Linked DNA regions of Homo sapiens: region 1 is linked to region 2. Evidence: read pairs that join two places in POLR2A ChIA-PET (ENCODE). Cell type or tissue: Caco-2. All regions are shown on one strand. Links, peaks and the distances in the headings refer to the core of each region. The heading gives the core; the rest is flanking DNA. Region 1 holds the start of LOC105378095 (a long non-coding RNA gene). Region 2 holds the start of LOC105378100 (a long non-coding RNA gene).

Region 1 (15,726 bases), core at 5,085-13,084, 190 kb after region 2:
GTGGCCATGGAAAGCACTCATAGCCCTTGGAAGGAGTTCTGTTGAAGAGAGAAGCAGAGAAGAGGCAATACCCATAAGGGGATGTGGGGGCAAAAAGGAATTTATTTCTAGCATGAAAATTGCAGTAGAAAGTGGAATAATTATAGAAATTAACTTCTTGGGTAGATAACAGAGGATGGAATTCAGTACAGCCAGAATTCAGCATCTATCTGTGTTAGATAACTGCACAGAGATTGCTGTATCCATCATACGAGGAGGGAAAGTGAGATATGAGGACAGAGAGAGGTAAGTTGATAAAAGTTTTCAGTGGGAAGATGTGCTAGTCTTCATGTGATAGTTTCTGTTTTCTTTTGGAGAAGAGGAAGCTAATTTATTCGCAAAGAATGAAGAATACAACACCCCTAAGAGTGCAAATATGAATTTCCTAGGGCAGGGGCCCCAGCCTTTTTGGCATCAGGGACCAGTCTCACCCAACACAATTTTTCCATGGACCAGTGTCGGGGAGGGTTTCACGGTTCAAGTGCATTACATTGATTGTGCACTTTATTTCTATAATCATTACATTGTAATATATAATGAAATAATTATACACCTCACCATAATGTAAAATCAGTGGGGGCCCTAAGCTTGTCTTCCTGCAACTAGATGGTCCCATCTGTGATGGGGTGATGGGAGACAGTGGCAGATCATCAGGCATTAGATTCTCACAAGGTGCACACAGCCTGGATCCCTGAGATGCACAGTTCACAACACAGTTCACACTCCTGTGAGAATCCAATGCTGCTGCTGATCTGACAGGAGGCGGAGCTCAGGCAGTAAAGCGAGCAATGAGAGCAACCCTAAATAGAGATGAAATGAAGCCTTGCTCACCTGCCCACTGCTCACCTCCTGCTGTGCAGCTGCTTCCTAACAGAGCACAGACCAGTGCCAGTCCATGGCCCGGGGGCTGGGGACCCCTACCCCGGGAACCCCTACCCTCGGGGTATGTAGAAAGATTGTTGCCTATTTGAGAATCATGATCAAAGGTTTCAAGTGAGCGGATGCCCCTCCTCCCCTCCTGAGCAGACTGCGTGGACGTGGGCTTTGTATCTGTGACTGGGCCTCCCCTGGAACCCTGGCCTTCCTGTCCAGGGACTGGCGTATGCCTAGACCTGCCTATCACCTGCTCTGTTGGGATTGGGCTCCCGTTGGGGGTGAGTTTCCTGAGTCTGAGCTTTCCTTTGGTGCTTGCCAGGAGCTTGTTTTAGCCTTTGGGCATCATACCTACAACAATCGGGCTGCACCCCTAGCTTCTGCAGGGAGCGGTACATTCCCAGGCCTCATTTAGTCAGGCTAAGCCTCTATCGCCAAGCCTGGTTCTGCCCATCCCAGAGTCTTTCACACTTGTGCCCAGACCCCAGTCCTATTAGGACTCAACGGAAGTTTTGAATGAAAATTGGGAAGATTCACTTGCAAAGGCGTGCTGGTGGAATGCTTGTGGGTATTTCAAAGTTCCTCATGGAGAATGTAATTCTGTAGATACAGCAAGTATAAACGATCATTGCTTTTATATGGATTATTGGAGGATTTAATTAGACAATGCAAGTTGAAAGCAAGCACATTGAATATTGTAAAGTTGCAGTGCTAGTTAAAGACAGCAGAACCTTAAATAATAGGTGGTTTTGTTCTTGGAAGAGGGTTTCCTAAATATAAATAATTAAAATAAATTGGACAGCAAATTGGGGGAAAATATAGCAATGTTGCCAAATACGACAGCATCTCACACTATGATAAAGTTGTATCTCTGCGTTGTGTGTACATGTGCATATGTATGCACACGCATGTGTGTACGGGGGCTGGGTGCGCTGAAGGGTAGATGGATGGTGTTTATTGAGGGCTGGGTGAAGTAGTCAGACTCAACTTGATTTTTCTAAGCCATTAAGCTCTCATTTGCATTTTAGATATTCTATTTATCAGCTATCCTTGCTTTACATTAATTATAGTTTTCAAGCATTTGTAAATATTTCCTTAAAAATCCTGCCTTCAGTTTGTGTTCCTCTTCGTTTTTCTTCCCCTTTTCTCTTGAGAGCAGCCTGTGAATCGATGGTTTCATTACTGTCTTCTGCCCATCCTCCACCAGGTTTTTGTCTAAGTTCCTCCACCTTGGTTTCCTTGGTGATGTGCAAGCCCCTCGGTTTCCAGCCCTTGCCCTTGGTGCTGGCTCCACTGGGGACAGACACTGCTTTATGGCCCTCCTTTCACATCTCCACATCACCCTGGTGTCCCAGATCCCTCAAAGTGCATGACAAGGCAGCTGTCCCCAGATGCTCTTTACAACGGCCAGCTCTCTATTAGACAACACAGGAAAAACTTTCTTTCTCACGTCCTCTGGACACAGAAAAGAGGGAAAAGTCTACATTTCATGTGTTCAATTGAAAAATGATCTCTAAAATTACTTAAGACTCATGGATCCTTCTCTTCCCAGCCGGGCTTCTGATGAGCACATCCTACACTTACTGCTGCGGTTCCTGACCTTCAGTGCACTTTACAGCCACCCAAAAGCAGGCTTTGTCTCAAACACTTCCTGGAAATCGCTTTTGCTGAGGCCACTGTTGATCTCCTAAACAATAAATCCAATGGGTATGCTTCAGTATTTGTCTATTTGTCCTTTCTGAAGCATTGGGAGATTTTGATCTTTTATTCTTGACTTTTCTGTCTCTCCTGTCATTCTCAAGCCTTTTCCTCTTCCTACCCAGTTAAATGTTGGGGTTTCCAGGGTTCCACCAGGGGCCATTACTCGTCATTGCTTTATGTTGTCCTTGGGTGATCTCATTAACCACCACAGTCATGCATGTGGCTACCTTTCCAGCCCAGATTGCTCATAAATAGCTCTAAGATATATATTCTATTTGTTTATTGGCTGTTTCTACCTCGATGTCCCATGAGCATCTTAAATGCAACAGAACTAGAAATAAAATTATCATATTTCCCTAAAACATCCTCTTTCTAAATTTGGCATTAGATTAATGATATCAGGATCAACCTAGTCAAGGAGAATGGAATCTACTAAATTGACTCCAGAAGAGACAGAAAACAGAACAATATAACAATGCATGCTATTAAAGCTATTGCTAAATTAACATAAAAATATGCCATGCCAAGATGGCGTTAGAAGCAAATTAATTCCACTTTCCATGGAATGATATTTCTCTATTTAAGCTTATTTAAACTATTATAGAAAGAATCCTCCAAAATTCTTTTAAATAATGACAGCATACCACTGACACTGAAAGATGATAGAATAGTTCTAAAATAGATGATTATCTTGAATATTACAAAAATCTTTACATAATTACCAAAGAAATTTAGCAGTACATTGCACAAAAAAAAAATGCCGTGACTGAGTGGCATTTATTTCCTGAATACATGGGTAGATAAAAAAAAATTACAAATGGGTCAAATTAATATATACTAGTAATATATTAGAGGAGGTAAATTATATAACTTACATAGAAGGTAGGAGAAGAGGCATGTTAACAAATGTCAACCTTCATTTCTGATGTTAAAAATCAGTGGTAAGGCAAGAATTGACAGATTTCTTTTTTAAGCCAGCATGAAGCTTAATGATAAAATGCTAAAACATACCTATTAAAGTGTGGAATAAGACGAGGATCCTAACCATTGCTACAACTACTTAAAACTGCCATTGAAATGGCAGCCAACAGTGTTAAATGAGAAATAACTAGAAAGTTTGAATACTGGAAAGAAGAATTACAACAACCTGAAAACATAAAGAGAATTACCCAAAAGATTACAAAATATACCTACATAGCTGCACTATATATAAATAATTATCAGTGAGAAAATATAGTAAAAGACATTGAAATAAGTACACCATTTACAACAGCAAACAAATAAAACAAAATAAAAATTAAAAAAAGATTAAATATATATGAATGGATTTAAAAGATGATGTATAAATTTATATAAAGAAAACTTTAAAACTCTACTGAGAGACTTAAAAGAAGGCTTAATGATGTCATACTTTAAAAGTATAACAACTGTACCCAAAGTGTTCTGTAAATTCAATGTGACCTTTTCTGGAAAACCAGAAAGTCTAGATTTCTTATGAGAAGGAAAAATAAACGTGTGAGAATATCTTGGAAAACTGTGGAAAGAATGGGTAGAAACTCCCCAGTAAGATAATAAAACTCTGCTGTCCAATATGGTAGCCACTAGCCACATGTGGCTATTTGAAATTTAAGTTTAAATTAATTAGAAATTTATAAAATAAAAAATTCACGTCCTTAGTCACACTAGCCACATCTCCAGGCTCAATGTGATGGTGGCTACTATACTGGACAGAGTAAACAGTGAATATTTTCATCATTGTAGACGGTTCTATTGGACAATACTCTACCGAAGCATGTTATTAATGAAAAGAGTTTGGTTGGCCCTGGAGAAGAAATAGTTAAGAACAGAATCGAGTCCAAAAGTAGATCAAAATAAAGTAGAATTTAGATTGTGATATAGGTTGTGTTTCAAAGGTGGGAAAAAGAGAGGCTACTTTTTATATGGTGTTGGGGCAATTGACTAATCATTTTAAAAAATGTACAGCTAGATCTTTATCTCATTATTTAAACCAATGTAAATTTCAGTTAGAGCAAATAATTAAAATGTAAAAACAGAATTAAGCAAAATCCCTTACTGTCCTTGAGGAAAAGATCAATGGATTTATTTGTAAACTTTAAGTGGGGGTATTCGTAATACCTATAACTGACAAAGGGTTAATTTCCTTAATTTACAAATAACTAATACCAATCAATGAGAAAAAAATAACCAAAACAATAGAAAAATGGGTAAAGGATATACATAGAGGCTTCATAAAAAAAGTATAAATGGTCAATGATCACATGAAAAGATACTAAACTTCATTTATCACCAAAAAGAACCTAAATAGTTCAGTGTATATTCCCTACAAACAAGGACATTCTCCTACATAATCGTAACACAAGCACTGAAATGCAACAAACACCGGTATATTACTACCACTTTATCCCCAACTCATTCACATATTGCCAGTTGTCCCAATAACATCCTTAATAGCAAAAAGATCAATCCAGAATCACATGTTGCATTATTTGTGATGTCTCTTTATTCTCCTATCTAAAACAGTTCTTCAGTTTTGTTTTGTTTTTTTTTTCCTTGACTTTCATGCCCTGGACATTTTAAAAGGTTACAGGGCAGTTTTGTTTTTTAAAAATTGAACATCCCTCAATTGGGGTTTGTCTGACACTTCCTAATGATTAGAGTCAGGTTTTGCATTTCTGGCAGATATATCCCACTGTGCTCCATCAGCTGCCACGTGCTTTTAATTTGTCCATTTCATAGCCATGTTAACCTTGATCCTTCAATTAAGATTGTCAGTTTCTGGTTGGGCATGGTGGCTCATGCCTGTAATCCCAGCACTTTGGGAGGCCAAGGCGGGTGGATCACGAGGTCAGGAGATCAAGACCATCCTGGCTAACAAGGTGAAACCCCATGTCTAATAAAAATACAAAAAATTAGCTGGGCGTGGTGGTGGGTGCCTGTAGTTCCAGCTACTCGGGAGGCTGAGGCAGGAGAATGGCATGAACCTGGGAGGCATAGCTTGCAGTGAGCCGAGATCGTGCCACTGCAATCCAGCCTGGGCGATGAGCGAGACTCCGTCTCAAAAAAAAAAAAAAGATTATCAGTTTCCAAAGTAAAGTTACTCTTCTTCCCTTTATAATTAATGTGCATTTTGTTGGGAGATAATATGAAATAATGGTAAATATACAATTTTTCATCAAACTTTTATTCATTTATTCATTTATATTAATATGGAGTCATTAATTCCTAATGTAGTCTATGGGTTATAGCCCATTTTACTATCATTTATTTTGAAGGTCAAAGGGTCCCTGACTTGGCAATTGGGCAACCCTTTTGAGCCAGCATCTGTGTCCCCTGCACATGTCTCCTTTGCTCTTTAAGCATTTTCTTTCTTTTTGACATGGCTCTGTTCCAAGATCATTCTTGGACTTTTCCTGCCTTAGTTCTGGAATTGGCCATTTCTCAAGGAGCTTTGGTTCCTTTTTAGGGAGAATGGTACTTAGAAACCAAAATCCAGGTACCAGATGTGCTCACTGCTTTTGGGGTGCCACTGCTCCCGGGCCCTCACAGTGAACATAGCTATACACACATACACATAGTTACAACCATGCTCATTTCCACAGCTACCTTTATCTATAATGAAAATCATGAGTTTATGCCAGTATCTCAACTCTAATCCAATACCCCAGAGTATTTTCAAATTCTCTATCTTTTCATATTTGTAACTCTCTTGGCTCCCATTATCCTTTTTATATTTATTCATTTGATCTACCCCTGTATGTAACCAATATCCCACTGCTCTGTACTCCTTCTTCATCCCAATGCAGATGCCTTTCTGGTCACTCTGGTATTCTGATCCCACTTGCAGGGCCATTGGCAGTGCTTCCCAACCACACAGATGTCTTCCTCACTCTTCTTAGGCCCTGACACCCCTCCCTGGACCACAGTGGCTCCCTCTGCCACTGCAGGTAGACGCTGACTGCACGTGCTCAGCTCCATTTGGTGGCTTTGGGCTGAATTATTGAGGAAGAGGAAGAGAATGAGCACTGCATTATGCTACCCTCCCCTCATACCCTCATGACCTGTTTGCTTATTTTCCTAGTTACAAACCAGACTTGGTAGGAGTGCAAAACCAAGAGGCTCAACCATTTCGACTGCTTACATTGGTAACTCTTATAGGGGGAGGAACGAGGAAGTCATCTTTTACTACGGGAAGATATACCATATTAAGTAGAATGTTTTCATGAGTCATTTTATTATGCGCAATTGATTTAAATACCGAGAATTACAACAAATGTGTTCTTGTCCAAAGGCTTCTGTAAAAACTCCATTACATAGATATATGCCTAGATTCTAAGTTATGAAAAATAATCAAATACGGTAAAGGTGCAAGTCCACCTGTGTATATAAGCTTGATATTTCCATGCTATTGGTAGATAAGATAAATTTAAAAAATTTGTTCATCATGGGGAATTTTAAGACAATTATTTAAATTGACCTCAGCTATCTGTCCCTTTACTCTATAAAACAGTGACTTTACCATATGGTAAATATTATGGAAACCAAGTGTTAATGTTTTCATTAAACCAATGATGGAATAGTACACAGGATTATAAAATGTTTCTGTGAAGTATGAGACAGTTGCATAATTTACACATAAGCATTGAAGAATCACTACATAGCCTGGAGGAGAATTGCTAACTCTGTCAAAAAAAGGTCAGCTTTAAGTGTTGCTGTCATAATGGTAGAGTTAAGAGCCAAAGGGAATTTAAAAAAAAGGTGGTGGGAGAGAAAGATTCTGTGATAGAATCTATCATGTAAGCCTAGGAGAAAAAATTTAGTATTGTCAAATAAGGCTCCAGTGAAGTAATGAAGAATTTTATTAAGTTCTTATTATTTGAACGAAGACATTTTTCCATTTTAAGACACTTCAGATCTGTTTAATGTGTGTTTAAATAGGGCATAAAACCAACCAGACAGTTCACCAGGTCAACTTTTGGCTGCCTTGGGATGAACCACATTTTTCCCCCCAATACAGCTATTCACTGATTTAAAGAGCTTGCTGTTTCTTACTTAACATGTCCTATATCTTCCATTGAACTGAAGAGAGTTTTCCTTTTCAAATATTCAAGGTTATGCCCTTCAGTACAAACTGGGTGCAACAAAGAACAGAAATTATTTTGTTCTCAGCAAAAGTAAGGGGAAGAGATACATGTATTTAACAGAGAAATTTAGTGGCTGCTTCAGTATGCGTTAACCAATTTAATCCCTTCAACATGCCTCTGCAGTAGATATCATCCATGTGCTTTGGAAGAGGAAGTTAATGCTCAGAGGTTATGGTCCTCAGCCCATAGAAATGGGTGCATCCGCTTGGAAGCTCCACCTTCTAAGGCCATGGTGAGTGCTCTGTCCACTCTGGTGGTCTCTGCTTTATTTTCAGTGGGGATATTTTTTAATGAAGGCCCTCCAGTGAATTTTCTTTGTCCTCATGTTCAACACTTACTGTGTTGAATTGAATACTTGGCACTTTTTCACATTTTAGAAAGATATTCTGCATTATAGAATGGATTACACATTGGTATTACAATATCTAAACTTTGATAGTTCTATAAATGCTTTAGAAGGAATATATTTGGGTCACAGGTAAAGTCCATTAAAGAGCAGAAAGTTAGTACATTATTCTGTCCTTCTGTTCATCGTCTGGATGTAATTGTCTGTGTACTCACCTGACTGCTCTGTAATCTTTAATAAGATTTTTAAAAGTATGTGGAAGCGTAGGCCGTGACTCTCATGAGCATGACGGGTGACAATGGTCCTCATGGAGACATTTGCCAAAGCTCAATTAACAAGACATTTGGTAGAGAACTGAGGTCCCCCAACAGGCGTGGTTTGATGTTCATGGAGACTTTTAGGGGCTCGGCTCAAGAACTTCACACATATACTCTTACTGTGCAATGGAGGGTTGATTTCAATTGACTGTCTTTGCCTTGTTCACTGCTGAGTTGCAATGGCTTTTCTTTCTTTAAAAGAAAGAATGTGAAGGTAAAATAAAGAATATGTTTGTGTACTTTAGACATATGGAAGTTTTCAGTTGTTAGTTTACAGTACGATATTTACAATATGATATTTCCTTTGTGTCACATGCTTTACATCAAATTATGGCTTGGATATGTTGTCTTGTTCAGGTATTAACTAGGTTGATGTATGCTTATTTCATGCATTATGAAAAAGTCAATACAAAGGAAAATTCAAAACTCAGTAATGTCATAATATTCCTTTAGAATAAACATTATGTAGCAGTTGTCTCATTTTGTGTTACCCTCATCTGTGAAATTAGGCAATCCCTGTAGCATAACCTGTCAATATTAACAATTATTTGTTGTGGGTATCATTCAATCTCTACTTTATGCCCAACCACTCAATGTAGTTTTCTTTTAATTATAGATTTAGAAATTGATTAATGAAATATAAAATGCCAGATCAACTTACAACTACTTTCAACCTTGCCCATCCAAATCCATTTCTCGTCCTTTTGCAAAGCTCCACTTTCATGCTGAGGCGGACTGCCACATTAATACTGCTTAGATCTACTCCAGCTAGTCTGCACTAAGGCTACTGACTATTCTTTATTAAGGCTACTGAGAAATTTGGATGGTAAGATGCTCTATTTCAGGGCCACTCATCACGTTTCCTGATAAATACTAACAACAGTTCACTGTGTACTTCCTTTACTAAATGCACTCAACTTCTAGTCAACTGGGAAAGGTGTCAGAAAAATGTGCCTAATATTGCTCACGACCTTATTTAGTAAATGAATGTGAGTGCCAGCCTATAGATTACTTTGTCTTGTGCTTCTATTTGTAGCTGCTCACAGATCCAGCTTGCCTATCCACTCCTGTGAGATCTCCTTTTAAAGAAAATTTAACACAGAGGGGGAAAATGTAATAAATTTGGAGAAAAACATCATTTCACATTAGCTAATGTGCTTTTCTGTTTAATAATCTAACATTCGGCATTAGACAAATATTTTTGTAGACCGGTACTTTGTTTTCTTTTTCTCTTGTTAGCATTGTAACATCAATTCTAAGAGATGCTAATCCACATAGTTTGAGGTGGATATTTACATTAATGAAATGTATGTCTAAAGTGTTCCTTTCTCCAAGTTAGTTCACATTTTATTCCATGCAAAGAAGATATATCTTGGGGGATTATAAGTAATATTTGAGCATTCTTTTTAGGAGCCACTGCACTAAAATCCTAGGAAGTGATACCAAAAAAGATGGAAATCCAAACGTGTGCTTAGCCAAATTAGCTTCAAATCCAATAGCACACTAAAAATAGCTAAATAAAATGCACATTTATTTGTTATTTTATTTCTGGACTTTTAATCACAGAATTGATTTATTAATATAGAGAAGATGCTAATTTTAACATGATAACCTGACAATCTTTTTTTTTTAAAAAAAGTAAAATGTAGCTTAGATTCTGATCTCTGCAATTATCCTTTTTCTAATTTGTATACTATACTAGCACTACCACCGTCATCTTCATTGAAGGTACTATGTTATGTCTTAGGACAAGAAAAGAAGAGAAAAAAGAAAAGAAAAGAAAATCTCCAATATAGTCTATGAATAAAAGTGGTTTCAGTTCTTTACAGAGTATTTGCTTTATGTAGTAAATAAAGCAAAAATAATCTTTGGACTCGATTGTGCAATATAAGCTAGTTTACTAACAGGATAACACCAAGTTTAACTACAATAGAATTCAAATTGGCTATTAAGTTATGCTCATGTAGACAGTGGCAATATGTTAGACAACTGTGAAGAGAGAAGGAAGCATTGCCCGACCGTCTGTGGCCCCAAACAGGCCACTTCCATATGCTCCCCAACGCCTGGCAGCTTTGCTGCCCAAGTCCCCACTCCTTCTCAGCGACATCCATATGGTATCCACAGATTGAGAGCTTGCCTTTCTTTCTAAGACAGGCACAATCTCACTTGGTATTCTATTGCGCTGAATATTTGTGAACAGTGATTCATATTTTTATTGCAAAAATAAGATTATGGATTCTAATTCTTCCACTTTCATTATAAGAGACACTTATGGATCCTGACAGTCTTATATTTTAATTTTGTAGAAAGAAATGAGATGCTTGCATTTTAATCTAATATTAAAATGGAGCAGGCTACCATCCATGCCTCCATTCTATCTGGGCACACGCTGAGTGCTGGGCGTTAAGTGTGAAGAGCAGCTCCCTCAAGCATCTCATCATGTAGTGATGAGCCAGGAAACAGGGATGGGAAACACAACTGGGTGTGAGTGTCCTTGTTTCCATGTGCTATTCTCACATCTAAACCGTAGGGAGTTGAATATCATGGAAATGTCTGATGTGTAATGAGCACAAATGTGAGCCAAGGAAATAAAAATCGATTTCAGTATTTCTTGAGGATGTGTTTATTTTTATGTTGCAAATTTTAGGCCTTATACCTTCATTTCTTTGCTCATTGATCATTTGTTATTTTCAGACTTTTGAAACCCTGGGTATCACCTGTTCCATTTGGAGAAACTTAATAGGCTGTGGTCATTATTTTCATTTCAGCAGACAGACTACCCATACTCTAAATTATAAATAAAACAATGAGGGAACAGATCACTTTCTAAAAGGAAAGCTTGCTTTCTTAGTAAGAGATAAATACCACTGGGACCAGAGATTAAAAACAAATGTGTGTTCTGCGACTGAAATCATTTCATTTAAAGAAATCTCTCACTTTCTACAAAGCGTATTTAAAAAACAGAATGTCAAAAGTGATATGTTGACAAATATTGACTATTTATTAAGAAAAGAAATAAAATCCTAGCGAAATGTCCCACACGAACCAAACTGACCTGATAGCAAAGTGAACATACTTATAAACAGCGGTAAAAGAAAAAAAATGAAGTATGATATTTTCAGAATTGAGGAAAAGGAAAGCAAATATTAGCACCTTCTCTTAATCAACCTTCCTGAGTTGAGTGTTAATTTTGCATTTCTTTCTCTCTCAGAGAATTCAACCAGATCTGGATTTGAGATTACTTGTGACAAAGCTTCTCTGGGGAAACTTAAGAGACTGTTCTCCCCATTCCCTGTGAGGGGACAGCTTCTCCAAGAGTCTGAGAAATATTTCTTTTTTGGGGGTTTACTTTCCTTTTCTTCTATTTTTTAACTTTTATTTTGGGCTCAGGGGTACATGTGTCTCAGATGTTTGGTGTACAGATTATTTTTTCACCCAGGTACTAAGCATAGTACCTGATAAGTAGATTTTTGATCCTCTCCCTTCTCCCAGCCTCCAGCCTCAAGTAATCCCTGAAGCCTGTTGTTCTCCTCTTTGTGTCTATGTGTTCTTGTTTATTCCCACTTATAAGTGAGAACATGTGGGATTTGTTTTTCTGTTCCTGTGTTAGCTTGCTTAGGATAAAAGCTCTATCCATGTTGCTGCAAAAGCCATGATCCCATTCTTTTTCATGGCTGCATAGTATTCCATGGTATGTATGTACTACATTTTTTATCCAGTCTACCACTGATGGGCATTTAGGTTGATTTCATGTCTTTGCTATTGTGAAGAGTGTTGTCATGAATATACACGTGCACGTGTCTTTATGGTAAAATGATTTATATTACTTCAGGTATATACCCAATAAGGAGATTGCTGGGTCAAATGGTAATTCTGTTTTAAGTTCTTTGAGGAATCACCACACTGCTTTCCACAATGGCTGAACTAATTTACACTCCCCCACCAGCAGTGTATAGCATTCTCTTTTCTCTGCAACCTTGTCAGCATCTGTTATTTTTTTACTTTTTAGCAATAGCCATTCTGAGTGGTGTGAGATGGTATCTCATTGTGGATTTGATTTGCATTTCTGTAATGATCAGTGATGTGAAGCATTTTTTCACATGCTTGTTGGTCATTTGTGTCTTATTTTGAAAAATGTCTGTTCATGTCATTTGCCCACTTTTGAATGGGGTTGTTTGGTTTTTGCCCGTAAATTCCTTTAAGTTCCTTATAGATTCTGAATTTTAGGCCTTTGTCAGATGCATAGTTTGGAAATATTTCCTCCCATTCTGTAGGTTATCTGTTTACTCTGTCAATGGTTTCCTTTGCTGTGCAGAAGCTCTTTAGTTTAATTAGGTCCCATTTGTAAATTTTTGTTTTTGTTGCAACATCTTTTGGTGTCTTTGTCATGAAATCTTTGCTAGATCCTATGTCCAGAATGGTATTTCTGAGGTTATCTTCCAGGGTTTTTGTAGTTTTAGGTTTTACATTTAAGTATTTTATCCATCTTGAGTTGATTTTTGTGCACAGTATAAGGAAGGGGTCCAGTTTGAATCTTCTGCGTATGGCTAGCCAGCTATCCCACCACCATTTATTGAATAGGGAGTCCTTTCCCTATTGCTTTTGTCAAGTTTGTCAAAGATCAGATGGTTGTAGGTGTGCAGCCTTATTTCTGGGCTGTCTATTCTGTTCCATTGGTTTATGTGTCTGTTTTTATACCAGTACATGCTGTTTTGGTTACTGTAGCCTTGTCATATAGTTTGAAGTTGGGTAATGTGTTCCCTCCAGCTTTGTTCTTTTTGCTTAAGATTTCCTTGGCTATTCAGTCTCTTTTTGGTTCCACATAAATTTTAAAATTGTTTTTTCTAATTCTATGAAGAATGTCATTGGTAGATTAATTGGAATAGCATCGAATCTGTAAATTGCTTTGGGCAGTATGGCCATTTTAACAATATTGATTCTTCTATCCATAAGCATGAAATGTTTTTCCATTTGTTTGTGTCATCTCTGATTTCTTTGAGCAGTCTTTTGCAATTCTCACTGCAGAGATCTTTCACCTCCATGGTTAGCTATACCCTAGGTATTTATTCTTTCTGTGACTATTGTGAATGGGATTGTGTTCTTGATTTGGCTCTCAGCTTGGCTGTTGTTGGTGTACAGGAAAGCTAGTGGTTTTTGTACATTGATTTTATATCCTGAAACTTTGCTAAAGTTGCTTATCAGATCAAGGAGGTCTTGAGCAGAGGCTATGGGGTTTTGTAGGTATAGAATCATATTGTCTGCAAATAGGGATAGTTTGACTTCCTCTCTTTTTCTTTCTTTCTCATGCCCGATTGCCCTGGTCAGGACTTCCAGAAACATTTCTTATGCACCTCCCATTGCCTCTCCATGGGGCATGGCTTAATGAGTCTCTCTTTTCCTCCATTCTTAGCTCCTGACAATCTGCAGGGGTGCTCTGACCATGGGCTCTTCTTATTAGTGTGTTCTACCTCTCCTCGTTTCTAGATCTTTCATGCATTACAGCCCCGGGTTTCCAGGGTCCCACTTGTGATTGGTGGGGGTAGAGGAGAAGAGAAAGAGGACAAGGATAACAGATGGGATGGGTGTTTCATCTCTGTCAGTGTTTCCCATATGCATATAAAAACACACAGAAAAATATTAAACCAAGGGGAAAAGGTTAGAATTTTTGTATTGGCACATATAATCTAGAGAAAATTGAATGCAGTAATAACATAAAGGTGGATTCAAATTTATAAGGAAAGGACTTGAAGCCCCAATAGTCTGTCAGTTGTCTATTAAAATATATAAATACTTCTAGAGGAAAATTACCTTGAGGCCAAGCTAATGTTAACAATCCATGTCACACATTTTTATAAAGATCTGCAAACACTATTACCTGTGTTCATGAATGGCTATAAATGAAATGACAAAGATTTAGCCCTTTAGGTAAGAAACTCCCAAACCCTATCACAGGATTCAGGTTGGATATCACTTCATATTTTTAGTTCATTTAAAATTAGTCATAATTTTCTTAGAAATCACTATGTATCATGAAAATAGGCAATTAGTTCCGACTATTTGCATGTGCAGTCTATTTTCACCTTACAGGATCCTAATTAAAACATGATCACACCTCACTCAGGTATGAAATGCCGCCAACAACTATACCCCAATATGATTTGTGGAACATTGTGGAAAATGTGTACTGAATCATTTGCAGAAACCTCTATTAGCTAGAAACAGCTTTTACATGCATCAGCTCAATGACAGGTAAGTTCTCTTTATTTTATTGTAAAAGTAATTAGCCTTTTGAAACTACAAGACCAGAACTGCATTGGTATACTGCCTGTTGCCCTTTCTGATGAGCTGGTGACACCATGTATTTTAATAAGCTCAGAATTTGCTATTATTGTCCTATGGATTCAGAAAGAGCGGATTATCTTCTCCTTCAGGGCCCTGCCAGCGTGATGCGCTGAAGCAGTTGTTCTATGGGCTAATGAGCTGAACGAGGAAAACTCATCACCAACCCAAAACCCGAGGCAAACAAAGTTTCTTTCCTTAACAAAATAAATCTTCAGAAGTGATGCATGTGATCCACAGTGAGGGTGTTTCCTTCTTCTACAATGTTTGGTGGGTTTTTTTGTTTGTTTGTTTGTTTTTGAGACGGAATCTCGCTCTGTCGCCCGGCTGGAGTGCAATGGCGCAATCTCGGCTCACTGCAACCTCCGCCTCCTGGGCTCAAGTGATTCTCCTGCCTCAGCCTCCTGAGTAGCTGGGACCACAGGCACATGTCACCACACCCGGCTAAATTTTGTATTTTTGGTAGAGATGGGGTTTCACCACGTTGGCCAGGCTGGTCTTGAACTCCTGACCTCAGGTGATCTGCCTGCCTCAACCTCTCAAAGTGCTGGGATTACTGCTGGGATTACAGGTGTGAGCCGCCGTGCCTGGTCCCATCTACAGTGCTTTTGAGTGAGGATAATTGTGGGTCAGCAGGCCAGGAAGATGAGGAACGGCCCGATGTACCTATTCCCTGACTAGCAGCTGTGGCAAGCAGGCAACCGAAGGTGCTTCCCCCACAGCCCCTTCCGACTTTGTGGCTCCTCTAAAACTTGTTTTTGGAGAACGCACTCCACAGTCTATCAATCAGACTAGAGATGAAAAGGCACCCAGAGATTGAATTCTCACAGTCTGACTTGGGATCCTGGCCTCCCGACCACTCCTTCAATGTTCTGTATTTATAACTCCATGTGAAAGTACTTGCTGAAGCCCAGATAATCTAGCTTTTTATCAGTTATTCATGAGATTT
Region 2 (15,726 bases), core at 3,347-11,346:
ATCTGTTTTCACACCAGATTTCTCCGAAGCAAGATCACCATCACAGCACTGAGCTGCCGTTCACTTAGTAAGCCACACAAATCTGAATTCAGCACAAAGCCTTCCCTCTTCGTGCTTCCCCCGCCTCAAGCCTCAAGTTCAGCAGCTCCTGCCTCAGCCCTCTCCCATTCTCTCTGTCCTCATCGTGGTCTGTGGGTCCTTTCCCATCCTCCCCACAGCCTCTCCATGCAGAGTTTCTGAGGGGCCCTGAGTTACGCTAAACTTGAAACCTGCTGGTGTGATGTGATAGAATTTCTTATGTATAATATAACATATGCATATGAGTGCAACATGAACACCCCATAACCTTGTTCTTGATGTCTACTGTCGAACTTCCTGGATGTAAGACTTTCCTAGCATCTTAATACAGCTTTTTAAAAAATTGCCAACTTACCGGCTGGGCGTGATGGTTCACACCTGTAATCCCAGCCCTTTGGGAGGCCAAGGCAGGTGGATCACTTGAGGTCAGGAGTTCGAGACCAGCCTGGCCAACATGGCAAAACCCATCTCTACTACAAATACAAAAATTAGCTGGGCGTGGGTGGCGGGTGCCTGTAATCACAGCTGCTCAGGAAGCTAAGACAGGAGAATCGTTTGAACCAAGTAGGTGGTGGCTGCAGTGAGCCGAGATCACGCCACTGCACTCTAGCCTGAGCAACAGAGCGAGGCCTCATCTCAAAAAAAAAAATATTGCTAACATACAATTTCTCATTGTTATTTACCCTTCATTTGACATTGTATTCCATAGTCTCAACTTTATCTTTACAGCATTCATTCAAGAAAGGAAATAGGGATTACATGAGGAAAAAGAGAGCAAAGGAAAAAATTTCGATAAAGGAAATTGTCCTCCCTTCCCCCCCACCAAAAAAAAATTCTCCTTTGCTGGAAAGTGAACCTAAAAGCAGTTTTGCTTTTCAAAAGTTTTCTAAACACACACACATACGCATACACACACACACACGCATACACACACACACGCACACACGCACACAGTATTTCATGGCCTGTGCACCAGTTCTTGCCCTGCCGGCTCAAGGTCTAGCTTGTTTTTCCACCCCATAGTGTCAGGCAGGTCCAGCCCTCCTTTATGTCCTAGAGTTCGTGTTGGTGCCAGGCAGCTTCAGATTCTGTGCCCCATTTGAAATCATTTGCAAGATCTGAATTGTTAAAGAAAATACCCTGGTTCTGAGTAATGCTAACCACTGGAAAATATTAGAAAACATTTCAAAATAAGAGGGTCCTTGGATCTGTTATTTATTTCTTATTGGAATTGAATTAAATTACTGGTCGACATCACAAAACTAAAAATCTTTGTCATTCACCATATATTTTTCCCCTTTAAGAATCAACAGGAAGCCCCAGAGCTGGGGAGAAACCTTCCTACTAAGTGAACTTCACCGTTTGCTCTACCTGGGCCTGACCTGCACGGTAACCAGAAGCTTCCTGGGCCCAGCAGTTTCAACCAACTATTTCAGGAACCCGTGCTCACCCTTGGCAATAACAAGCCTCAGGTGATTTCAGCTGTCAAGTGTCTCTGATCCCCAGATTCTTACAAGGGAGCTTTGCAAAGCTTGTAGTCTCTCCTTCCTAATTTAATTTAAACTGCACTTGTGATAAAGAGGTAAGTGCGCGGCTTCTCCCTAATGCTACCACGAATTTCTATATGACACAGATCCTCCTTGGGGCTAAGAGTGAAGTGCTGGGAGTCTAAAAAGAACTGTGTCCATCCCCTGTGTCCTATGGCGTCTCCAGGGAGCTGCCATCCACCCAGCCCCCTCCCACCTGTCTCTTTTCTCCTCGGCCAGCCCCCAGCATGGAGGTGCCTACTGCACCCAGTGTCTCTGCCAGCCTCTTCCAGGGCCCACTGCAGAGCCAGGCACAGCTTCCCCAATCTCTCCTCATCCCTGCTGCCTCCAAAACAAACACAAATTAGAAAAAGGACATAGGAGTTTTGGTTATAGAAAGGTCAAAGAGTTTTAAAAATTACCGACATTGGGAAAATTACAAGGTTGCTAAAGAATCTGAAAAAACTACCAGCAGTGGTTCCCAGAGCTTGACCTCATTTATGTTTCAATGGAGACCTGGGTCAACTGCTTTGAATATTTCCGAAGCATTCTTATTCATCTTTTGTGTAGCTAGAGGTTGGTCTGCGCACGTTTGCTGTTACCGAGCTGTGCCTAGCTCTTGGGTCCAGGCCCAATCCCTGACCCTTTAACAAAGAAGACACTTCTCCTTCTCCCCTACAAAGGCCTCTCCCTTGGGCTTTAGGCTACTTGTTTTGACCTTCAGTTTGCCACCAGGGTCCATCATGGAGACCTCTTGGTTGAGGTCTTAGGGCTCTGCCCTCCTACCCCTCCCCCACAAAGATGTCCCCTCCGGGCCATTGTTCCCTTGCACTTGTCTTCCGTGTTCCTCCCTGATAGCTCTGTGCCTCTAGCGTACAGCACGATGTGGGTCTCTGTTGTTGAATTTAAATTGGCCCAGTGAGGCAATACAGCACAATGGGGAAAAGCTGTGTCTCGACTGGGTGCCATCGGGCAGGCAGCTTGAGCTCAGCCGTCCTCAGTCTTCTCAGCTGCAAAATGGGGATGCTAATTGTGAAAGGGAAATTAAAAATCGGGACCACAATTCACTCTGCCAAAAGAAAAATTAAGCTGAAAGCTGAGTCATGCAAGATGCGGCCTTTCCTTTTGTTCCTAAGCAGAGAGCTACAGATAAAAGCTTCAACATCTCCACAGGTAGCTTCTCAGTGTTCACCTTATGTTACATAAATTGCCAATTTACTGAGCACGATTTACTGAGTAGAGAGGAATACGTAACGACGATTCCCCTACCTGCTCCTTTTCTCTTTTCCCCTTTAAATATTGAAGCCCTCAAAATCAAGATTGGAGAAAGGCACACACCACAGATTGTTTCTGTGATTCCATGTTTATTTCTTCTGGGCATGTCCTTAACCTTGGGAAAATAAACTTCTAAATTGATTGAGACCTGTCTCCAAAACTTTTTGGTTTACATAATAATGCCCATTTTATCATGCTACCATGAGGATGACATTGGGCAATGATAACCCCCGACCTATGCCTGGAATACAGTGATTGCTCAATAAAAACTGGTTCTTATTATAATTCTTATTAATGTCTTTTTTAAAAAATCAATCTGCTCACTGATTTTTATTCTTTCTTAAAAAAATAGACTACCTTTAGACTGCCTCCTTTCATCATGCACAATGTGAGGCATTGGGGGTACAACGGGAAGTAATTGTCTCTGCCTTCCAGGAATTCTGCAGAGTGGTAAAGAGGGCAAGTACCAAAAATTACAGAGCAATGAGCTAGGTCTTGCAATGGGACTATCCTTGGTCTCCTGTGGGAATGTTGGATGAGAAGCAACTAACTCCACCTGAGGACTAGAACAGGGAGAGGCTGTGGAGAGAAGACTCCTAGAGGAGCTGACAAGAGTCAGACTGGACAAGACCAGAAGGGAATTGCCACAGGGGGAAGGAGGAAAGAAGGTCTTGCCCGGGGAAACCGTGGGTGCAGTCAGCGGGGATGGCTGGTCGTGCCCTCCATGGCCCTGGGCTGGTACAACAGTTGTTCTAATTTAATCTGTGGATCTAGTCTCCTTAGTAGTCATGCAGACTCAGTAGAGAACAACATTATGGAGCCTGCTTCTGTGAACATCCGTCTTTCAGCTTCAAAGCTCTACCTCCAGAACAGCCTTCCTTCGCGGCACAGTGCTTCACCTGAGGAACATATTAATAATATGACTCGCACTGTTTGAGCGCTTTCCATGTGCCCGGCACAATCTGGGCCTTTCAAACATCATCTCACGCAGTCCTCTCAAAAGTAATCCTGTGTGGTCATCTCGTTCTGTGTCAAATCCCGGCTCCAAACAGTTTCTACGTTGGCCCTTGGGCAAGTAACCTCACTGTGCCTCTGTTTCTTCATCTTCCAAAGGGGATGCCCAGCCCACCTCACAGGTTGATAAGGGGGCGATGGGAGTTAATATATGCAGAGCCCTTAGAACAGTCACCAACACGTGGTAAGAACTCAGTAACTGCTATTCGTGTGCCACTGCACATGCCTCTAGAGTTTTTTGTTTGTTTGTTTGTTTGAAATGGAGTCTCCCTCTGTCACCTAGGCTGGAGTGCAGTGGCACGGTCTCGGCTCACTGCGACCTCTGCCTCCCGGGTTCAACCAATCCTTCTGCCTCAGTCTCCAGAGTAGCTAGGATTACAGGTGCCCACCACCACGCCCACCTAATTTTTGTATTTTTAGTAAAGACGATGTTTCACCATATTTGTCAAGCTGGTCCCGAACTCCTGACCTCAGGTGATCCGCCTGCCTCAGCCTCCCAGTGTTGAGATTACAGGCGTGAGCCACCACGCCTGGCCAAGTGCCTCTAGATTTTTGACCCATTTGCAGAGTAGTGGGAAGAGGCAAAGATTGATAGCAGTTCAAAATTGGTTTTCTCTTGCTCTTGGGCACATAACTATTTCCATTTCCCACCTCCCATATGGCCATGTGTCTGAGTGCCAGCCAGTGGAATAGGAGCTGTACTCCTTCCAGCCTGGCCTACAAATCCGGCCCCTGCCTTCACCATCAGCTGTCTCATTCAGGCTAGAGGGAAAGGAGATGTGTTGAAGATGTGAGTCCCAAAATGAGAGCATGGAGAAGGTCATCCTTCAGGCCCGTCCACTGCACGGTTCCGTTGCGTAAATAAGAAACAAGCCTTCACACACTTGGCGAGCAGCCTAGCCAGCTTTTACTAACACGTGTGTGTCCAGAGCTCAGGGAAGGGCCAGCCTTGCAGTGCCTTGTGGGAGATACAGCTGTGGTCTGCTCAGCAGGTTCTACTTCCTCCTCCTCCTCCCCGTAAGAAACTCCCTCTCTTATGTGAGAATCTACAACATGATTTGCTGTGGCTTAATTTCTGCACCACCAAGTTGGCAGGCAGTGCACACACAGCCGAGGCTCCGAGCCATTGGCCACATGATCAGTTCTGGGGCAGCCTCTTGACCCATAATCAGTTATTGTGGCCTAATCAATTATTGCTGAAGCATTCAGGAGAAGGGGATCTCTCCTTTTGGGTGAGATTGCTGGCTTTAGAGGATGCAGATATCCTATGGATTCTTTCAAAGAAAGAAGCCAGCACAGGGGAAGCAGAGCCAATGTGGAAGAACAGTTCCTTAGGGCGTCGTTTCAACTCCAGCATCCATTAATGTTTGATTCACCTTCCTCAGTTACCTGGGTAATAAGCCTCCTTTGTGTTTAAGCTGATTAAAGCCAGTTTTCCCAGTACTTCCCAACTTACCAGCTTTGCCCATTACCTCCAGTTCCCTGGGCCTCAGCCCCACTCCCTCTAACACCTGCCTTGAGAGCTGTCTCGATAATCTCATCTTCACATTACATAAAATATTAAAATTCCTTAAATAATCAGTGACTGTAACAGGCATGGCTTCCACTGAGGGGAGAAGAGTATTAGTCACTCACACGTGGTCTCCATGGATAATACTCCTTCTTAGGAAAGGAGTCTTGCTATATACACTAGAACAAACAAGGTCCCATTAGCACAAACTCAGTAGAACTGCCCCTTTGTTTTATTGTGCTGAACTTTTGTCCTATTAAAGATTTTTAAAAGTAAATGGTGAATTTGGGGAGTTTGGAAATCTGCAAATTTCCTTCACAATGTGTTTCCTTGTACTAGAATTTAATTAATGATATTTTTATCTGTTTTTCATTTAAAGCAACATAGTTGCAACCCCAGAGATTTACAAAATCAGAAACATAAATTAATTTTTACCATTAGTTATACAGACTATCCTCCCAGCCTTCGCTTTAGTCTTTTGATTAAATACAGGCTATCCCCAAATATTTGATGGGCTAGTTCTGTAAAGTGTATATTCCACTTGTGTCTCAAACACTAGAATACCAGGCTTGTATTTTTTAATTTTGTTTTGGATTTTATTTTGAAATTCTTACTTGTATAAACCAATCCCTTATCAAAATAGAAAATTTTCAAAAGTTGCTTAACTTTGTCACTCTCCTCGTCTTTCATGCTGGTGAAAACCAGCCTGGCCATTTGACATTGAGGTTTTCTTTCTCCATATTCATCTCCAGGCTCTGAGTTCATTATTCCAGTGAAACCACGCTAAGGAAAAAAGACTTTCCTACCCTCCTCTCATCTGTTGAACTTTGGCTTCCTTCACTCTCCCTTGCTCTGCACACCCCAGCTCCTCCGAAATCAAATGTCAGGAGACTAACTCCGTGAAGAGTCTCTAAGAACAGAGTCCTAATCAATCTTGTTCATGTTGTGGGGAGGGGAGGGCTGGGAGTTCCTGTTTAAAGTATTCAGGATTTCTGCTGGGGATAATGACAAAGTTCTGGAAATCGTTGGTGATGGTTACACAACATTGTATATGTAGTTAATGCCAATGAATTGTACACTTTAAAATGGTCATATGGTAATTTTTAAGTATATTTTATCACAATGAATTTCTGTCTTGTATATTTGTATAAATTACTAAATAATAGTTGCATCATTCCTATGGATAGCAGCAGCTAAGAAGCCTGAAGAAGTCAGTCAAATAGAACGGGTAAAGAAATTTTGTTTCTTAAAAAAGTGCCCGACAGAACAAAGCACACGCACCCTTTGCCAACTGTCTTTGGGAAAAGGCTCTGTTCGCTCATGCGCAGAAGGAAGCCAGGCCGCGAGGATGTCGACCGGGGCAAGATGAATGACCCCCTGGAGACCGCAGGGTTTGTGTTCGAGTTTCCACCACCTTTTCATCCTTTTGTCCACCCCCCTGATTCACATGCAGATTAGCCCAGACCAACTCCCCTCTAAATACTCTTTTCACGCCGGTTGGAAGGTAGAAGTCTCATCTAAATATGCATGAGGCTTTTTCTCCCGGGTTTCTGATGCGCTCTTGTTGGATGTTGAGGAATTACGTTAATTAATGCGTGCCTGCACACACCGACACAGAAACCAGGCACGCACATGCACACACACACGCACCTGCACACACACACACACACACACACACACACACACACACACACAATCAGCTTTGTCAGATCCTCCTTCGGCACTCACCAAGCAGTTCCCATGAAAAGGAAGGAAGGAGAGAGGGGGAGGAGGAGAGATTTGAAATCTGTTGCCAGGGGAGAAATAAATGGTACAGCTTGATACAAAAGAAAGTACAAAGTTTCATCTTTGCTTTCTGGAGTTGCAAATCTAACTGTTGTTTCCAGTCAGTCCCAATGTAAAATAAGACAAGGCCATTGCAAACGCAGAACTGCCTGGCCTGGCTCTTCCCAGTGGTGAAGAAAAAGTTAAGGACAGAGTTTAAATGTTGGAAATAAGTTGTAAATTTGAAAATAAAGAACTCATCAATAGTTTGTTTAAGCAGGGCTTTAGGCAAATTCCTTCACCACAGATCATGTGAGTCTGGATCCCAGAAGGAGTTGTTAGGGTTTGTATTATACCGCCGTTTTCGCTGTCTTTTTCCCTCTGTCTCTTCTGTGGCTTTTAGATGCTGTTTTCATTAGGCTAGCTAAATTCCACTTTAAGATGAATTCACCCTAAATGTGTTTGCATGAAATTATATCGAGTTATGGCTTACAGTGTAAATCATCTTTAATTATAGGTAATCTTTATGATATTTTAACAGATAGGATAATATATTAGCACACTGGAACTGAGGTGCAGACACCTCAGTTAATGGCCTTAATATCACACTGCCAGCAACAGTCATCTTTCCAACCTTTAATCATCTCCCTCGCCTGCCCCTTCCTTTCTGTTCTCAGTGAACACAGAATGCCCAAGCAGCCCATCAGACCCTGGTCCGGAAGGGCCCAGGGCTCTGTCACTAACTTTCAAATTTGTGTATCATGACAGTAGGTTGAAAAGTGTATTTTTTCTGTGTGTGTGTTTTTTTAATATAACCCATCAACGGATACTGGTTTTCATTTCTAGATCTTAATATACTAAAATATGAAGATTTTGTTATTTTCAAAAATTCCTTCTTGATTCAAGCAATGAATAATTAGCGTAGCTCTCTTCATCCATCCTCACAGGGTACAAAAAGATTGGGAAATCCTGCTTCAGGCCCACACTGCTTCTCTAGCTGAAGGGAGGCAAAGCAGAAATAAATCTCCAACTTCCCTGAAGCATACGGAAGGCTTCCCTATGCATTTTGTGACAAACTGAAAATTAGTTGTTGATAATATTTCTTTCACATGAAAGTACAGAACGTACTCTATTCTCCATCCCAGACCCCACTCCAAACAAAATCTGTTATTTGAAGTCCACATAAATAACCGACTCTGGTCTATTTATGTAACTATTGTTGTAATCAGCATTACACATTCTTAGCTTACAACCAAGGTGTCTTTATGTTTCATCAATAAAAACTAAGATGGAATGTTCACACAGAAAGTGTTTTCTTTCATCTGCTACACTGACAGGGAATTGTCATACTCAGCGTTATTTCCTAGTCATTTATTACTGACTTGTCTGAATGAATAGGTACCTGGCTCTATCTAAGTTTAAAGAAAACTGTATCTACATTTTTTAAAGAAAAAGTTAGTGAAAGAGTTCAAAAAATTGTTCCAGATTCCTCCTGGGGGAGGTAATGCATTGCTTGGAAGGTATTTCAGAAGGGCATTTTGTAGAAAACTCTGGGAATCAGTGGGGGTATTCAGTAAATATTTTTGTGTGAATGTTGGATGGCTTTGATCAAGTAAATTAAATGCACACACACACTCTTAGTCATCATTTTATGCATAAATAAATATCTATACATAAACAGAACTATTACCTCTACTGATGGTGGATTACTGAGCTCAACTGTGTCCCACACTTCAAGTGGCTCCTGGCTCTGGGGTAGGCATTGCTGCCTTGTGTGAAGGGACCACCCCACATCCATCAACAGGTCTAGACAGAGACTGGCTTCCTCCCAGCTGACACTCAACAGAAAACGGTGGAGTTGGCCTTTTAACCGTGCACAGTGGATGGTCCTGATCTGCGTGGAGTAAGCTGAGGGTCTCCAAGAAGGCTTTCTTGGCTAAAAATATGTTCCGAGCCAGTGGACTTTAATTCTTTTAACAAAAATATTAGTCATGGAAATTTTAAGAATTAAAATTAAAGTTTAATTTTGCTGAGTTAATTAAAGTTATTAACCTTTAATATATAGATAGTATATATGTGAGTATATATATACATATATATCTTCTGGGTGGATGGCATTATCAAGTGCTAACCTCTGACTAAAATTAGAGGTTGGAATAACCTGAGCAGGAAAGAAAAAAGAAGGCTGTTTTTTGTTTTTCATTTTTGTTTGTTTGTTTGTTTTTGAGACAGAGTCTTGCTCTGTTGTCCAGACTGGAGTGCAGTGGCACAATCATGGTTTACTGCAGCCATTGCCTCCCAGGCTTAAGTGATCCTCCTGCCTCAGTCTCCCGAGTAGCTGGGACTACAGGCGCACATCACCAAACCTGGCTAATTTTTGTATTTTTGTAGAGTTGCAGTTTTGTCATGTTGCCCAGGCTGGTCTGAAACTCCTGAGCTCAAGCGACCTGCCTGTCTCTGCCTCCCAAAGTGCTGGAATTACAGGCGTGAGCCACCACGCCCATCCCAGCTCTGTTTTAAAACACAGAATCCACAAAGGAAGGAAAAGGTCAGGCCCTTGCAACAGTGTTCTGTGGAGGCACATACTAGAATGTACTGGAATAGGGTTCCCTGAAAGCCAAGATACAGGGGTTTTTTTAGGGAATGGGGAGGTGTAAGGTAGCACACAAGAGAAATGACCAGCAGGGCAGAGGGAGCTGGGGACAAACTTTGTTCAGTGTCGAAGTTTATCCATGAAAATGAAACTAACACAAAACTATTTTTTTACCTATAAAATGGAAAAGTATGTTTTAATTATATTATCCATGGTTAACAAGGAGAGGAAACAGACATTCTCATATACTGATGATAATACTATAAATTGATAGGAGATTTCTGCAAGGCAGTTTGGTAATAGTTATCAAAAGATTTAGGTTGTGTTGGGGGGCTATAATTTCACTTCTGGGAATTTATTTTATGTAAATAATCATGAAAGGGTAAAGTTATAGTAATATTTTTATTTTAAATAGAAAAACATAGAATTTTTATCTTATTAGTGTGGTTTCATTTTATTTTGCTTAGCCGTAATTTCTATAATGAGTTGATTATGTGATAAGACATCAGCAATAATATTTGTTAAGAAAAAAAGTGTGCCCATGGTCAGTGGGCTCCTTTGCTGTTTGTTGATTGAAAATTTCCCTTCCAGGGCCTTCATGGAAACTGCTCTGGTGTCACAGAAATATATCCAAGGATGGAGGTAAATCCCATGTGCAAATACTGTCAAAACAGTGCCTCTCCTGACACCAAAACAAAAACGTGAGAATTTCAGTGAAATAGTCATGCATTGAGTAAAGTACAAAAAATCTGAAAGTTTTAATAAACTCAAATATATCTTTCAGAAACCAGTATACAAATGATTTCTCATTTACCTTTTTAAATACAACTAAATACACACAAAATCTAAGCAACATTTAGCATTTTCACTCTAAAACTTGGAGACCTCATCTTTTATCTAACCTCTCTTTTTTCCAGTACAGCGTCATTACCATGGAGTTTCATGTAAGTAGAAAAGCTTTGCAGAACCTCTTTTCTCAAACAAGAACCTATCCGAATCTGTATTAAAATGGCAAGGAATAAATGAAAATATCTATATGAAGTCTTAACTCAGAATTGAAATATTAAAAGTGACCGTTTTGCGTTGTCTCTTTCTCACAAAGCTTTATCTCATGGCATGATTTTTACTCCTCAGACATTTTCAAATATTTGATCCCTGAAGCTTTCACCCAACTCACTGCAAAGTTTAAAAATACTGCCTATTCCAAAGTGATTACACATGGTTCTCAAACATGATAGGAACTGGCAGACCAGCCCCCAGCTGTTTCCATGGAGACACTGGGAGTGGCAGTTATGCATTGTGAGATTTCTCCAGCCTGAAACTGTTACTGCCCTAGACTGAGACATACATGTTTCACAGCTAAGCCTGAATCCAAAATGAAATTAAAAGTTTACTGGCTAAATGCCAAATTCAAAACTACCCTGACCTGTCTTCCTCTGTTCTCTGACAGTGTGTACGTGTACAAGCTCGTCTGAAAAGAGTTGGCTTGTAAATGGGAGAAGCTGTCCAAGAAGTATTCTCACAATGAAATAATCATTTTATTTTGTCCATACCGACAAACAACCAGTCAATTCAGCTGGAGGAAAAAACAAACAAACAAACAAACATTTTATTTTCCAAATTTGTAATGAGTTCGCTTAATTATTTTTGGTTTATTGTGTTATCTACATAGTTGAATCTTAAATCTGAATTTTCATAACCTAAGGAAGGAGTCCCACTGAGTGATGTTTTATGTTACAATCATTTTACTGTAATCAATATTTAAGCGTATGGTAAAGGCAGCTAATATTGTGTCATAAACACTTCAAGTGAGTCACAGAACTCATTTCACCTGGAGGCTATGGAAGAGCCCTGGGCTTCCGCATTCCCTCCCTGACTCCTACTATGTCCACCTTTAATAGTTTTGTATGTGTCACTCCCTAAAACAACAACAACAAAAATGCAACTTGAAAACCACAGATCCATTCTAGCCTTTTACTCAGTTCACCCCTGTACAGCATTGCACAAAGACATGGAAACCAGCACAGATGACATTTGGAGACTACCAACCTTGGCTACTTGCCTTCAAGGAGCATTTATGTCATTTAAAAAGTTGCTGTACTTTAGCTTAGTGGCAGCCTTCTTTCCACCATTTTAGTATCTGCCATCGATTTTTCCATAAAAAACTGAGTGCCAGATCTTGGCTTTTCTTGACTGTTTAAGCTCGATATCAGGAAGAAAATGAGGAGTAAGACTTACATAACCTTACATTTTAAGGATAATTCATCTATAAAATCATTCAGCTTCCCTGAACTATGTGAATGGAATTTGTTTGCATGAATGTAATTCCACCAAAGGCTTCTAAACTGTGAACTAATCACATGATGTAATTCTGGAGGTTTCCCAAAATTAATCTTTGCATTAATTATCTTTTGCTCTCTTTTTATGTGTCATCTTGCCTTTTCACATTCCATTAGGTATCAAAACCAAGAGAGACAAAGTACAAGCTATTTATATTTTATCAAGTCTCAAGATAATGGAAAATATTTTATACCAATTAGAACTGCAGAAAAGCCAGGTGGTTCCTACACCCATATTTTGGCAGGATGCAAAAGAGCAAATAATTATGGGCGATACCTTAAAACACTTATTAAACAAAATCTTAAGAAGGATAGTGATTTCACTAAATTTTATTTTATTTTATTTTTTTGAGACAGAGTCTCGCTCTGTCGCCCAGGCTGGAGTGCAGTGGCACAGTCTCGGCTCACTGCAACCTCCGTCTCCTGGGTTCAAGCGATTCTTTTGCATCATCCTCCTGAGTAGCTGGGACTACAGGCGCCCGCCACCACCCCTGGCTAATTTTTGTATTTTTGGTAGAGACGGGGTTTCCCCATTTTGTCCATGCTGGTCTCAAACTCCTGAGCTCGTGATCCACCTGCCTCAGCCTCCCAAAGTGCTGGAATTACAGGCATGAGCCACTGCGCCTGGCCTTTATTTTTATTCTTTATTGAAATGAACCTGTGTGTGCACATGTGTCTGTGTGTTTGTGTGTATGTACAGATGTATAATGAGGTATGGTTAGAATGAACATTGCTTCAAGTCCTATTTCTTCACAGGCTGATTGACAGTGGGGAAGTCACCTCACTTCTCTAAACCTTACTTTTCTCATCTAAAATTACAGCTAACAATGCTTGTTCCATCTGTTTCCATTTTGTCATGAAAATCAAAGGAGGTAGTGGATGTGAAATTTTACTGATTACATATATAGGATCCAAATAACATGCAGTGGTGAATAACATAATTATACCAGTAACTCAATGTAGGATTTGGGGTGACCTGTTTGTCTTTAATGAGCCTATATTTCTTCACATATGAAAATGGTATTGAAGTGGATAGAAGTGATATTGCAGCATAACCTTGAGGACAGATAGATTTCTTACAACTGTTTTCTTTTCTTTTTTCTTTTCTTTTTTTGAGACGGAGTTTCGCTATTGTTGCCCAGGCTGTCGTGCAATGGTGCGATCTCGGCTCACAGCAACCTCCACCTCCCAGATTCAAGTGCTTCTCCTGCCTCAGCCTCCTGAGTAGCTGGGATTACAGGCATGTGCCACCACACTCAGCTAATTTTGTATTTTTAGTAGAGACAGGGTTTCTCCATGTTGGTCAGGCTGGTCTTGAACTCCCGACCTCAGGTGATCTGCCCATCTCAGCCTCCCAAAGTGCTGAGATTACAGGGGTGAGCCACCGAGCCCAGCCTTTTGTTTTCTTAAGTAACCAAAATTCAACTTGAAATAGTTTTTTTTTTTTTTGTCTCTTTTGTTTGTTTGTTTGTTTGTTTTTGCTCTGTCAGCCAGGCTGGAGTACAGTGGCATGATCTTGGCTCACTGCAACCTCTGCCTCCAGGGTTCAAGTGATTCTCCTGCCTCAGCCTCCCAAGTAGCTGGGATTACAGGCACCCACCACCATGCTGGGCTAATTTTTGTATTTTTAATAGAGATGGGGGTTTCGCCATGTTAGCCAGGATAGTCTCAAACTCCAGACCTCAGATGTTTTCCCCCTTCGGCCTCCCACAGTGTCAACTTGAAATAGCTTAAGCAAAGAAAGAAAAGGTTTTTACTGAAAGTCTCAAATAACCATGGAAAGGGCAAGGAAGCAACTGAGCTTTAGAAACCACTGGAACCAGGGGCTGGAGTGCTAACAAGACTTTCTCCTTTCTCTTCTCCCTGCATGTTATTTCACTTTCTCAGACAAACCTCCTGCATATGGCTGAATGCTAAGCCACCAGCTACTCCTGCCCTCACATCTCACAACTTTGCTGCAAGAAAAAACAAAACAGAACATCTTGGCTAAAACTGCCCACCTCCTTACCCCAAGCTTGATGCCAGCTGAAGAGTCCCAGGAGACCAGTTGGCTTAGCCCGGGTCAGAGGCCCTGGATGGGAGTGGATGATTGGTAGCCATCATTTGCACCTGATGGTTAGAGTGTGAGAGAAGCAGTCTTCCTGAAGAAGAGAGGTGGTGTCCTCAGAAAAGAGGAAGGGTACAAGGTTGTGAAAGCAATAAATGCTCACGCAAAAGAGGGTTGACCCAAGGTCTGGCCTTCTTCTTGCCACTCTCTAGTGAGGGAGCCCTTAGGAAATTGATTATGCTCTCTGTCAAGCGGCAAAAATAAAACCTGCCCCTGCCTTACGTGGTGATGTGAGGAACAGATTACAGAATAGATTTAAAGTGGCCTTTCAAAGTTTAAAGTGCGATACCAATGAAAGGTAAACTAAGTTATTCTGGTTCTCTCCCTGCATTTGGTCAGTTCCTGTAACGCAAACCATTCTAGGTAGGTTATAATCTCATGAAAGTTCGGAAGCAAGGATTAAGGCCACTCTCTAGCTCTGTTTGGTTGAGAAACAGCACTATTTCAGAGATTTTTTAAATAGATAAAATTGTATTCATCACCTGTTAAATCATGCATGAGATTTACTTGGGGTGATCCCTGAAATTTTTTCAATTAGAAAAATGTAAATTACAAAATACATTATTTATAATGCACACACGGTTGACTATGTTTTAGAATATTACCTAAAGAAACCACAGAAGAATAACAACACAAATACAGATTCTTTGATACTATACTAGTATACATGTTCTGCTTCTTCCTTTCAGGTCTATTTGCAGAGTCTTCCATTCTTGAGCAATTTTCTCTGGGGTGACTCTCCGCTACTATGAAACCTGTGTCTGTTTGACAATACCTGTGCCCATTGTGCAGAGTTCTTTGTGGCCCTATCATGGGGGACTTCCATTCTGTACTTGGTTACTTCAGTGTGTCAGCTAGATCCAGCTGCTCTGCGCTGGTTCATGTGGGTACCACCTACATGCAATGCGTCTCCATTTATCTTACTGTCCATCCAGGTCCATTGTACCCTTCAAGACTGGTTGAAGCCCACTGCTGTAGGACATCAGTTCCTCTGGCCCTGTTCCTTTGTGAAGCCTTTTTGTGTTTTGTGTGACTGTGTGATCTGACTGCATTCACAGGCACTTCTCACACATAGCTTTGTGCATCTTCTCAAATTGCTACATGTGTATGTTTGTCCCTCCAAAGGATTAAAACCTGAGTGAGTGCCAGCTTTCTCTGCAGGAGGAGTGGGTAGTGACCTTTGGTGCTTCCAGAAGAAAAGCATGCAGGACATCATGGTAAAAGTGGGATGCGCAGCAGAGACACCCTTGCAACTTCATCCCGCTGCTCACTTCCCACCTGGGTCCCTGACCTCACTGGAAATTGGGGTCCAGGGACTGGAATCCATTTGCTCTGGCCTTTGTCTCTCTGGGCTGGGTGTGGGGCCGTGAAAGGATGAGCGCCTCCTGCCCATGGTTGCAATGGGAGATCCAGAGGATACATGCTGAAAATAATATCCTGGGGTGAGGGCCAAGGTCATGGCCAGTGAGTGAGTCCAAACCATCTCATAAATTAATGCAACTCTTGGAAAACTGGGAGCT

Evidence for each region. Peaks named below come from ENCODE experiments on the same cell type or tissue, not always from the same donor. Only the 100,000 strongest peaks of a DNase experiment are listed, where the experiment ranks them.
Region 1: POLR2A ChIA-PET joins it to region 2 with 12 read pairs; 2 of 35 experiments call an interaction of 5 or more read pairs at or near these places.

The regions. Positions count from the first base shown.
Region 1 is chr6:163,202,763-163,218,488 of GRCh38, reverse strand. The region is part of intron 4 of PACRG (parkin coregulated); the gene reads right to left. LOC105378095 (a long non-coding RNA gene) reads right to left here and starts at 9,213. Exons shown (of 2, transcript XR_943198.3): 1 at 9,100-9,213; 2 at 6,849-8,630. In Caco-2, for the core only: no CTCF peak of the experiment used is centred there; no DNase peak of the experiment used is centred there.
Region 2 is chr6:163,388,113-163,403,838 of GRCh38, reverse strand. LOC105378100 (a long non-coding RNA gene) reads left to right here and starts at 10,191. Exons shown (of 4, transcript XR_943208.3): 1 at 10,191-10,704; 2 at 11,211-11,987; 3 at 12,921-13,027; 4 at 13,987-14,427. RefSeq lists a silencer at 10,928-11,222. In Caco-2, for the core only: no CTCF peak of the experiment used is centred there; no DNase peak of the experiment used is centred there.